3 separate regions of the Homo sapiens genome follow, and all the other regions are linked to region 1. Evidence: chromatin contacts called from ENCODE Hi-C or POLR2A ChIA-PET data. All regions are on one chromosome and are shown on one strand. The core of a region is the stretch at or near the end of the contact, and the rest is flanking DNA. Distances in the headings are between cores, read along the strand shown.

Evidence for each region. A loop is a pair of places that touch in the nucleus more often than their neighbours do. ChIA-PET counts read pairs that join two places held with the same protein, here RNA polymerase II (POLR2A). Pooled maps may share reads with other maps.
Region 2: a pooled map shows a loop between it and region 1 (4-fold over the local background). The contact joins two enhancer-like sites. A Hi-C loop is called at or near these places in 6 of 50 pooled maps. POLR2A ChIA-PET finds 5 or more read pairs at or near these places in 4 of 52 experiments (CD8-positive, alpha-beta memory T cell, GM12878, H1 and 1 more).
Region 3: a loop to region 1 is called in a map of naive thymus-derived CD4-positive, alpha-beta T cell, with 3 times the contacts of the local background. The contact joins two enhancer-like sites. A Hi-C loop is called at or near these places in 1 of 168 maps with a recorded cell type or tissue (naive thymus-derived CD4-positive, alpha-beta T cell) and 5 of 50 pooled maps.

Annotation. Positions count from the first base shown.
Region 1 is chr16:57,164,773-57,168,607 of GRCh38, reverse strand. PSME3IP1 (proteasome activator subunit 3 interacting protein 1) reads left to right here. Exons shown (of 7, transcript NM_024946.4): 5 at 1,382-1,515. Among named protein-coding and RNA genes, the nearest start is that of PSME3IP1, 19 kb to the left of the region's middle. Within about 2 kb of position 1,512, at least 7 of the 41 ENCODE cell types and tissues checked have a DNase peak (open chromatin) inside an H3K27ac peak, as active enhancers do; they include GM12878, where a contact is called at or near this core.
Region 2 is chr16:57,012,011-57,015,904 of GRCh38, reverse strand. All of the region lies in intron 1 of NLRC5 (NLR family CARD domain containing 5), which reads right to left. It also overlaps the pseudogene CFAP69P1. Among named protein-coding and RNA genes, the nearest start is that of NLRC5, 24 kb to the right of the region's middle. RefSeq lists enhancers at 867-916, 1,047-1,206, 1,247-1,296. Within about 2 kb of position 1,789, at least 16 of the 41 ENCODE cell types and tissues checked have a DNase peak (open chromatin) inside an H3K27ac peak, as active enhancers do; they include GM12878, where a contact is called at or near this core.
Region 3 is chr16:57,414,773-57,418,831 of GRCh38, reverse strand. CCL17 (C-C motif chemokine ligand 17) reads right to left here. Exons shown (of 4, transcript NM_002987.3): 3 at 3,634-3,751; 4 at 2,769-3,067. The coding sequence ends at 2,971. Among named protein-coding and RNA genes, the nearest start is that of CCL17, 12 kb to the right of the region's middle. RefSeq lists enhancers at 653-1,167, 1,684-2,199, 2,200-2,715. Within about 2 kb of position 1,616, at least 17 of the 41 ENCODE cell types and tissues checked have a DNase peak (open chromatin) inside an H3K27ac peak, as active enhancers do.

The DNA of each region.
Region 1 (3,835 bases), core at 263-2,762:
CTGGTCTTGAACTCCCGACCTCAGTTGATCTGCCCACCTCGGCCTCCCAAAGTGCTAGGATTACAGGCATGAGCCACTGTGCCTGGCCAATCTATTTTTTTTTAAATAAAAATGAGTATTAACATTATCTATTTCCATGATGACCCTAAAAACATTAAATTCATTAAACTCATAATAGTACTAAGCATTATATCTAATTTCCATTGCATACTGCAAATATTTAAGGTAACTTGTGCCCATAAGAACAGAGTTAGTTGCCTGGAGAGTGATTAGAATTAGAATCTTAGGATTTCTGGAAAATCTTAGGATTTTCTCCATTGTTCAAAGACACGTAGATAAATAACCTTAACCATACATCCTCTACTTCCACCCACCTTTTTGGGCTGATAATTCATGCTTCTTAGATTTCCTGGGCACTAGATGTCACTATTGTTCCAGGCACTAGTGCATCTTAAATAAGGACTTGCACTGTGTCAGAATACTTATCTGTTGTCTAAGACGTTTCAAGAGAGAGCATAAAACGGAGGGAGAAGTGGAGGGAGAGGAGGGAGGGCTGGTGGAGGGAACAAGTGAAAGTGACCTCCCCGACAAAAATATGGGGCCTTTCTTCACTTCAAAAGAGTAAAAAGTTGAGAGCCAGAGATTGGCATCAAGAACGAAAAACTGATGTTACAAGCGAACTGGTCATGCTTTTAAAAATAGCTTTTCAGTTCTTGTATATATGCACAGGATTTCTCATTAAAATCACCTTTGATTGTTTCTTGGCCTTTTGGCTAAGATCAAGTGTAAAATCACCTTCAGAGAGTGTTTAAAACAAACTCCCGGGCCTCTAGAGGTCTCATTCAGTAGGTTTGGGGCAGGGAGGGACTTGACATGTTTAATGAGCCTTGGGGTGATTCTGATGTTTCCTTGCACCAGTGGAGCAGGAGTTAGTCTTCGTGATGTCTAAGATTAATTGCCACTGATAGTCAGAACAACATTCTGCAAAATTTGATTTAACCCTTGAAGGGGGAAGCATGTTTTCAGGGAAGCCACATTTTTTTTTCTGTTTTCTTTATATTCCTTAAGATCTGTTTTCCTCATCAAGCATGATATTGGCCATGTCCTTGGTAATAGTGGGTTTTGTGGCTATGCTCAGATTTTCATTGAGAATCAGAGGAAAAGGTTGCTTATCTGTATTATTTTGGGCTTTATATGCTGTCTTCCTCCATGGTCTCTTTCATTTATCTTTGAATTGGCTGGATTTGACTGGCAGAATAAAGAAGGGTGGGGCATTTATTTAAATAAGTAGGCCAGACATTACATCGCACAGCCGAAGGGCTAGTGGGTTATATTTGTTGTCTTCCCTTTTGCTTAGTTTGACCCTTAACTGGTAACTCACAATAACCTCAAGAAGGTTGGAATTTCTCAAGAGAACAAGAAGGAAGTGGAAAAGAAACTGACTGTGAAGCCTATAGAAACCAAGAACAAGTTCTCCCAGGCGAAGCTGTTGGCAGGAGCTGTGAAGCATAAGAGGTTAGTCAGCACTCACACAACTCAGATTTCTCTCTGACCGTGTACTCTGAAACACCACTTGTAATGGAAGCCAGAGCCAACGCTTGCCTCGCGTGAGTCCTGGTGAAGTTCCCTTGGTGTGCTCACCTATCTCTCCCTTTCCAGATTTGAGGCCTTCTATAGGCTTTGACCCTCGTCTCTCTGATCACTTATTCAACAAATATAAATAATAGCTACTCTTCAGTGGGGATCTGCCACACCAGGCATTGTGTTAAGTGCTTCCTGTGCATAATCCCATGTATTCTTCAACAACCCTATGAAGTACAATTATAATCCCTGTTTTGTAGATGAGAAGACCAAGAGTTTGAGAGGTTGAGACCCTTCTTTGTGCAAGATCATAGAGAAACAGAGAGCTAGAGTTCATTATTTGGGCTTCTGTCTAGAAAAATGAGGTAGTGAGTCTTGTGAAAGGATCTGTGTAGGGTGTACTGAGAGCAAGGAGGAGGAGCATACAATGCTGCTGGGAGGGTGTTGTGTGCATCTTCATGTTGGGGAGGTTGGGGGAAACCATTGGAAAGATGCTGATTAGGTAGGACAACTAGGGCTTTGACAAGCAACAAGGGAGAGAACAGTCTAAGCAGAGGGAATAGCTGCTGCAAAGGCATCCTGTCCTGAAAGAACATGGCAGCCCTGGCAGGGTTACAGACCTGGCTGTGGCTAGGTTTGGATTGATGTGGAAGTGATAGCACTGTCTCAAGGCTATGATAAGTTCTTTGCTATGTTTGCTCCTCCCTTTCCAAATCCTGAAATGTCATCAGAGTGATTGAATCTGGTCATTTAGATTTGACCCAACAGACTGTGGGCGAAATGATAAGTTTAAGTGCAGTCTATTAGGAAAATCAATATGATATATTGGCAACCAGCCATATGTTTTGAAGGGAGTGTATTGATGCAGTCTTGTGGTTTGGCACACCACCCATCTGCTGCAGATGTTCTTAGGAACACTGCCTACATGTAAAAATGTCATGCTGGTATAGCAACAGAGGGGAGGAGTTATCCTGAGAAGGGCTCGCTACCCAAACCATGAATTATTCCTTTCAAGTTCTCACATAAGCTTTCCTGCAAGACTAGGGACTCGCAGGATTTGGACCTGGGTCAGTTTTACTGGAATATGCCAAGGGAGGGCTCTCCAGGTGATCAATTTGTTATCCCTTGAGACTGCTCTTGGTGGTCGCAGAATGGGTGTTGTAACTGTTTCCCTTAGTTCTTAGATCACCTTTAGAAAAGGCTCTGTAGTAGCGTATTTGGTGACCTGCATATAACCCCTTTTGGGTTTTGAAACAACATCATTTAATGTTTCTTTGTGTAGTAAGGTAGTCTCCTGGGGCAGGAGTTCCTAATCTGTCCGACCCTGAGTTTATTGGAATCACCTGGGAGTTTGTTAATAATTTATATTCGCAGGCCTTGCACTAATTCTGGTTCAGTAAGTTTGAAGTGAAGTCTGGGAGTCGTAGTTTTCAAAGTTCCATGAGTGATTCTGCTGCCTGGTGAAGGTCTGGAAGCCATTGGCATGTATATGTCATGAAGCATAAGACCAAAACAAGCAGCAATTTCTTACCTTCTTCAAAGGAATATTCTTTACTCTCTTCTAGTTTATTCTTTTATTTATTGTTAGAAAAAACTGTCAGATACCTAGTTCATGAATGTGCAGTCTTTTTAGTTATGAGCATCTGAAGCTATAAATTTTCCTTAACTTTCATTGTATATGAGTTTTATATTTCCTTCTAAGTATTTTAAAATATCCATTATGATTTCTTCTTTGACTCAGGAATTATTTAGAAATGTATTTTTTAAATCTCCATATTGAGGTAACAACCATATTTCAGTGAGGGGAAAGATAAGCCTTCCCCCTCGCCACACACGTTTTAACACCTTATGATGATATATATATATATATATAACAGTGTCTTAGAGGCTGCAAAATATGTTTCTCTTTTGTCATTGATTTCCAACTTAATTGCATGTGGTTTTGTATACTCTGATTCTCTTTTCTTTTTCTTTTCTTTTTCTTTTTCTTTTTTTTTTTTTGAGCTGGAGTTTCACTCTTGTCGCCCAGGCTGGAGTGCAATGGCGCAATCTTGGCACACCTGTGCCTCCCGGGTTCAAGCGATTCTCATGCCTCAGCCTCCCAAGTAGCTGGGATTACAGGCATGCACCACCTTGCCTGGCTAATTTTGTATTTTTTGTAGAGACAGGGTTTCACCATGTTGGCCAGGCTGGTGTCAAACACCTGACCTCAGGTGATCCGTCCGTCTTGGCCTCCCAACGTGCTGGGATTACA
Region 2 (3,894 bases), core at 540-3,039, 150 kb after region 1:
TGCCCAGGCTGGAGTGCAATGGCATGATCTCGGCTCACCACAACCTCCACCTTCTGGTTCAAGCAATTCTCTTGCCTCAGCCTCCCAAGTAGTGGGATTACAGGCATGTGCCACTACACCCGGCTAATTTTGTATTTTTAGTAGAGAAGGGGTTTCTCCATGTTGGTCAGGCTGGTCTTGAACTCCCGACTTCAGGTGATCTGCCCGCCTCGGCCTCCCAAAGTGCTGGGATTATAGGCATGAGCCACTGTGCCCAGCCTCTTTCCTTTATTTATTTATTTATTTATTTATTTATTTATTTATTTATTTATTTTTTTAAGAGACAGGGTCTTTCTATGTTGCCCAGGCTGGATTCAAACTCCTAGGTTCATGTGATCCTTTTGCCTTAGCCTCCTGAGTAGCTGGGACTGCAGGCATGGGTCACCACAGCCAGCTAAATGATATTTTAAAAAACATTATCACACTGTAACAGGAGAAATAAAGAGAGGCTTTAGCAAATTGAGATAAAAACTTGCCGTGGACTGAATGTTTGTGTCCCACCTCCCCCACCAATTCACCTGGTGAAGCCTAAATACCCAGTGTGATGGTATTTGGAAGTGGGACCTTTGCGAAGTGATTAGGTCAAGAGGGTGGACCCCTTATGATGGGATTACTGCCCTCACAAGAAGAGGCTGGAGGCCGGGTGCGGTGGTTCACGCCTGTAATCCCAGCACTTTGGGAGGCCAAGGTAGGTAGATCACTTGAGGTCAGGAGTCTAAAACCAGTCTGGCCAACATGATGAAACCCCATCTCTAATAAAAACATAAAAATTAGTCAGGCATGGTGGCAGGCACCTGTAGTCCCAGCTACTCAGGAGGCTGAGGCAGGAGAATCACTTGAAGCCAGGAGGCAGAGGTTGCATTGAGCCAAGATCATGCCACCGCACTCCAGTCTGGGCAACAGAGCAAGACTCCATCTCAAACAAACAAAAAAAAAAAGGAAAAAGGAAGAGGCTGGAGAGCGCTTGCCCTTTCTTTTTGCTCTCTGCCCTGTGAGGACACAATGAGAAGGTGCCGTCTGCAAACCAGGAAGCGCATCCTCTCCAGACACCAGGCCTGCTGGCTCCCTGATTGGGGACTTCCCGGCTTTCAGAACGTGAGAAACAAGTTTCTGTTGTTTAAGCCACCCAGTCTACAGTGTTTCATTATAACAGCCCAAACTGACTAAGACATACTTGCCTTCGACCACAGAAAGTGAAAGAAAATAAAACCCACTCTAAGTTAACAGGCAGATAAAAAACAACAGCACTTTATGTACAACAGGATACTTTAACAGAACTTGGTAAAATTATATTAGCAGTCATTTAGAGAAAAGAGGCAGTATTTATATGCCTTAAATATTTCATAATAAAACCGCTGAAGTTACTTTTAAGTCTAATCTTAAGTTAGAATTAGATATAAAGAAACGAATAAAGGCAATTCTATCAAAAGGCTATTTGTTGGGAGGATCAGACAATAGCAAAAAAGCTTCCAAACATAATAAAATATATAACAAGGTGACCATCATTCAAACTTTAAGATTCTTGGATTAAAAATGGAAAAAAATTGGCCAAAGGGATGGAATAGAGTCCAAGTGAGCCTCACACTCATTTAAAATACACTATTTAATCCATGATATTGAAAGAAAAAAGGGGGGAAATAAGTGGTGTTAAAATACATAGCAATATGCTGTCTCTTTCCTGCCACCATGAAGAAGGTCTTTACTTCCCCTTTGCCTTCCATCATGATGATGTTTCCCAAGGCCTCCCTCGCCATGTGGAACTGGTGTTTTGAAGCCTGTGGACCTTAATGGTGTCATCAAACTTTTTGAAGAGACTGCTAAAGAAGGCTTAGAAGAAAAGCAACTTAAATCTGTCAAGAAACTGGTACAGTGTTATCAGAATGAACTTCCCTTAAGGGATTTAGTACAGACATTTGAAATTCTGAATCTGTGTGCAGTAAAAATTGAAAACCAGCCGCATTTTGTAGAATCTGCATATGATATCATAAAATAGTGTGGCTTGCCATTTTTGAAAAAGAAAGTATCGGATGAAATAACTTATGCTGGAGATACTGCTAGTTCAGTTGCGCTTCTGGGTGACTTAATGAAAATACCAAGTTCTGAATTGAGGATAAAAAATTGTAAACGTATTGTTGACTTTTATCAGGCACAACCACCAAAGGAGCATATTCCAGGTTACCAGCAAGTGAGTTCATCATACAAGATTCAAATGGCTGAAGTTGGAGGATTGGCAAAAACAATGGCCCAGTTAATGACCTTGCTTGAAAATCAACTTGTTGAGAAACTTTGGGTACTTAAAATTCTGCAGCATCTCTCGACTTCTGAAGTTAATTGTACTGTAATGATGAAAGCACAAGCAGCCAATGGAATCTGTGCTCACCTCAATGACTCAGATTTCTCTGGACAGCTTTTATTTCCTTCATCAGAAACACTTTGGAACTTATCAGAAAAAATCTTCAAAATAAGAAATTGTTCAACAGCTTAGTAACTTGGAATGTTTACTGACTTTGAAGGAAGTATTTTAAAATCTATGAGAGGTTTTAGTCATTATGACCGTCAGCTTAGAAATGACATATTAGTGATCACTACAGTTATAGCTCAAAATCCTGGAGTGCCAAAGATTGAATGTGGCTTTACCAAGGATTTGATACTGTTCGCAACCTTTAATGAAGTTAGAAGTCAATCCCTTTGGTAAAGGACTTAAATTTTCTAAATCCTATGAAGATTTTGAGTTGAATAAATTACTATTCACTATAATTGTGATCTTATGTAAAGATTTAAATACTATACAGGTAAAGAGTAATCAAGGCAAGAAAATTAACAAAAATTGTATCACTTTGTAGTATAAAAATATACATATGGCAATATGAGTGTTTTAAATTTAAAGAATTATTTTTAACTAAGCAATTAAATTAAAAATTTCTGCATGGAAATGAAAAACACAGCCACATAGCATTTCACACCCACATAGAATGGCTGTAATGAAAAAGACACATGTTGATGAGGATGTAAAGAAACAGGACACCGTATATATTGCCGGTGGGAATGTAAAATGGTCCAGCCACTCTGAAAAACAGTTTGGCAGTTTTGGCAGTTCCTTAGAACAGCAGTCCCCAGACTTTTTGGCCTAGGGACTGATTTCATGAGAGATCATTTTTTCCCCGGACGGGGGTTGGGGTTGGGGGATGGATTCGGGATGATTCAAGCTCATTACATTTATCATTAGATTCTCATCAGAAACTCGCAACCTAGATCCCTCACATGCGCATTTCACAACTGGGTTTGTGCTCCTATGAGAATCTAATGGCACCGCTGATCCGACAGGAGGCAGAGCTCAGGCAGTAATACTCGCCCGATGGCCGCTCACCACCTGCTGTGCGGCCCAGTTCCTAACAGGCCATGAACCGACACTGATCTGTAGCCTGGGGGTTGGGGACCCCTGCCTTAGAATGTAAAACAATAGAATTACCATCTAATCCAGCAATTCCACGCCTAGGTCTATTCCAAGAGAAATGAAAATATACATCTACACAAAAACTTGTATATGAATGTTTGTACCAGCATTATCCATAACAGTCAAAAAGTGAAATCAACCCAAATACCCAAAAGCTCATGAATGGAGAAACAAACTGTGACATATCTATACAATGGAATATTATTCAACATAAAAAGGAACCAAGTTTATGCCATGTGAAAAAAGATCACTAAAGATCACGTATTGTATGATTCTATTTATGTAAAACATCCAGAAAAGGCAAATCTATTGAAACAGCAAGTAGATTACTGGTTGCCTGGGCCTGGGAGCAGAAATAGGAATGATTCTAAATGGGTTTGAGGAATATTATGGCAGTAATG
Region 3 (4,059 bases), core at 367-2,866, 250 kb before region 1:
TGGTACTGTTTCCTGACCCAAATACCTGCTCAGTGAGTTTATTGGGTAAATCACCCAAGCAGCTCCAATTACAAGGGGTAGAGTGTGGTCAGGATTAGACTAAGGTGAGCGTTGGGTGCAGGTGGAGGACACACAGCTGAGGTTGAGTAGGCTGGCTGTGGCAGAGGCAGCACTGAGTTGAGCGTTGAAGAGAAACTGGATTTCAGAATAGTGGCTCACGCCTGTAATCCCAGCACTTTGGGAGGCCGAGGTGGGCGGATCACTTGAGCTCGGGAGTTCGAGACCAGCCTGGCCAACATGGTAAAACCCCATCTCTTCTAAAAATACAAAAATCAGCCAGGTGTGGTGGTGCACACCTATAATCCCAGCTACTCAGGAAGCTGAGGCATGAGAATCGCTTGAACCCGGGAGACAGAGGTTGCAGTGAGCCAGATCGCACCACTGCACTCCAGCCTGGGTCACAGAGCCAGACTCCATCTGAAAAAAAAAAAAAAAAAAAAAAAAAAAAAAAGCAGGGGTGGGGTGGGGGAGGAGGGGAGGCACCTACCAGGTGAAAGAAACAACATAAGTCTGGCGCTTCTCCTCACTTTTCACCCCGAACCTGCCCATTCCTCTTTTTCCCTCCCAGCAGTCTTTCCAATCACAGCAGTCTCCAGGTCACACCTCCTTAAAATGCCCTAAGGTCACATGGCAGTTGTCCTATCTCTTGCATCTCACCATCCCCCAGCTTGCACCGGATGCTGCTCGTGAATACTTGGATTCTGAATCCTGCGTTTTGTTGCCAGTCCTGGATCCACCTCTTCCCTGCCTTTATGCAATGCCCCACCCTATCTCACTTTCAGGGACCCTCTGGCAACTCCCCACCTCCTCACAGGCCTCCACGGCAGCTCTACTTACCTAAGCTTACAATATGGGCTTCTGAGTAGGATTTCAGTAGGGAAAAAACAAAAAAGGTCTTGCTTTTTTAAACGAAGTTTGCTGGAGGCCAGGCGCGGTGGCTCATGCCTGTAATCTCAGCACTTTGGGAGGCCAAGGCGAGTGGATCACATAAGGCCAAGAGTTCAAGACCAGCCTGACCGACATGGTGAAACCCCGTCTCTACTAAAAATACAAAAAAATTAGCCGGGTGTGGTGGCGGGCGCCTGTAATCCCAGCTACTTAGGAGGCTGAAGCAGGAGAATCGCTTGAACCTGGGAGGCGGAGGTTGCAGTGAGCTGAGATGGAGCCATTGCACTCTGAGAGTCCTTCCAGCTCTCGCCTGCAGGGTGCAGGGGTCCAGACCCCGGCTGTCTCTGGCCTTTGCTGTCTTAGGAGCTTCTCCTTGCCTCCCTCCCTTTTTAGATCATCCTTCCTCCTCCCGGTGGATTCAGAGGACAATTTTCCATGAAGAACTCAGACTGGGCCATCCCCAGGACTCTGGGTCTTAGGCAGTTGTTCAAGTGATCCTCCTCGGCATCAGGACAGGAGATGAGCCCACTTGCGGCTGAAGAGACCCTAGAGTCACAGGCAAGCCAGTTCACTGGTTTTATCAACCTCGTTATCGCTGTGCCCGTACTGGAAAGTAAACTTGGGTTCTATCATCTGCCCTGCAATGAGCTGACTGGCCACAAGGGAGCAGCAGGAGGCAACAGCCGGGCCTGGAAATTGCCCTTCTAACCGCAGCCCCACCAAACAATGCCCGCCACAAGGTCCTCGGAAGAGAAGGACCCGCGCCCCTGCCGCCAAACTGTGTTCAGAGAGAAGCCACGGCCCCATCGCTGGTTGGGAGAGTGAGAGAGAACTAGAAGGCTTAGGCCCCGACTCCTCTGTGCTCAGCCCTTAGCTGGGCATGGGCAGAGGGGTCTGGGGGTGGGGTGTCCTGAGCCTCTAGTCCCCATCTTTTTTAGCACAGGGGTGTGGGGTCCCCGGAGTGGCTCACGGAGCTCTCAACCTAATGGAGGAGCTGGGACTGCCACACACGCGCACGCACACACACACACACACACACACACACACACACACAATGAGAGAACCACGCGGAGCAGGGGTCGGCTTCAGGGCAGTCCCTAAGAGCTGGGGGAGCGAGTCGGTGGGCGGTTGTGCTGGGCCGGCTTCCGGCAGGCTGGGCGCAGCCAGGGCCGGGTGGGGATCACACTTCAGTCAGGAGGAACCACAGGGCCGCGTGGCGCCCGCCTGCCTGAGCCTGGAGTGGGCTAGGAAGTCAGCCGCAGGCAGAGGGCCCAGGACCCACAGAGCCCCCTCGCCCTGGAGCTGGGGTCTGGAGTTTGAGCGGGGAGAGGGAGCCAGGGCCAGGAGGAGCCGGGCCAGCTGGACTGCAGTGAGTGCAGGGGAAGGCAAGGACAGGGCTACAAGCTTCCCCCACCCTTGGCCAGGGGGCTCCCCAGCACTGGGCAGAGCTGTGGCCTGCGGCAGGGTCCTGGCCAGTCTGTGAAATTGACTCCAGCACCTCGGGGAAGTTTGTCCTCAGCTCCACGTGGGGCAAGAACAGGAGCTGGGCTGGGGGGAAACCGGGAGACCTTGGGGTGGGTAGGGAGAGAATCCAGCGGCCGCCTCCCAGGACCCCGCCAACCCCGCCCCTGCCCGGGCCTCTCACCAGGGCCTCCCCTCACTGGTGCGTGGTCTGCGGAAGCCACGTGCCCTTCTCAGCCTCAGTTTCCCTTTCCGACCTGCACAGGGCAGGACCAGAGGTTCTCTGAGAACCCTCCCAGAGTGACAGGCCGGAGTGGAAGCGCATCTTGCGCTGTGGGGACAGACACGCTGACACAGACTGAGGATAAAGACTTTAATCTGGGCCCTTTGTGCCCATGGCTCCAGTTCAGACAAGGGGATGGGATCTCCCTCACTGTGGCTCTTCTTCGTCCCTGGAAGGCCTCCCCTGGACCCAGGCGCTCAGGGTGGGGGCGGTGAACACCAACGGTGGAGGTCCCAGGTAGTCCCGGGAGACAGTCAGGAGTCTGGGGTGAGGAGGCTTCAAGACCTCTCAAGGCTTTGCAGGTATTTAACTGCATTCTTCACTCTCTTGTTGTTGGGGTCCGAACAGATGGCCCTGCCCTGCACAGTTACAAAACTACACAGAAGGAGGACGTTACCAGGAGTGGCAGGGGGGGAAGGGCCCCCAGAGTCCCTGGGACGGCCCGCCCTGTGCTGACCAGGATTCCAAGGCTCCAAGAGGGGCAGGAAGTTGCTGCTGTCACACAGGGCATTGGTGGCAGATCTGGGACTTCAGGCTCTGTCCCGAGTAATCTCGACCCTCCCAGGGAGCCAGGGCTGCAGGAACTTGTGCCCACCCCTCAGCCTGCCCATGCCCCCAGACAGTCTAGAGCCTGGGACGTGGAGACTGCGGGCAGGGCTCAGGCCCAGGCTGGGGGAGGTGACCACATTGCCCCTGACCAGCTGTGTGACCTGGGGGTGTTCATTGCTCCCGGGGCCTCAATTTCACCACAAATCAAGGAATAGGTTGGACCTCATGGCCTGCGGCCCTTTTGGGTCCCACAGTGTGGGGAGCCTGCAGGGGTTGGGGAGGAAGGCCCCGCTGTCTCTTCCCTGCTCCCCATTGGCCGTCCTGGGAGCTCCAGGGTGCACTTGTCCCCATGCTTGGCCCTGAGGAGCAGGGGTGGAGCCAGGGGGACTTACACGATGGCATCCCTGGAGCAGTCCTCAGATGTCTGGTACCACGTCTTCAGCTTTCTAAGGGGAATGGCTCCCTTGAAGTACTCCAGGCAGCACTCCCGGCCCACATTGGTCCCTCGAGCTGCAGGGAGAGGAGCGGGGCAGGGGTGTCTGTGAGTGTCTGCGTGTGTGTTGCGGGGACCTCTGGGGGGTGTTCGTGGAAGATCTGCATGTGCGTGTCCATGTGTGCATCTGTGTGTGATGACTGCATGTGTATCACTGCCTATGTGTATGTGTGTGTGTCTGTGTGTTACCATACACAGGTGTGTGTGAGGCTTCTGTGTATGTTGTGGGGTCCCGTGTGTTTGTGGGTGTGCATGTTTTGTGTGTCTGTGGGGGATTCTGTGTGTCCTGTGAGTGCCTACGTGTGTGTCTCTGTGCATCTGTGCG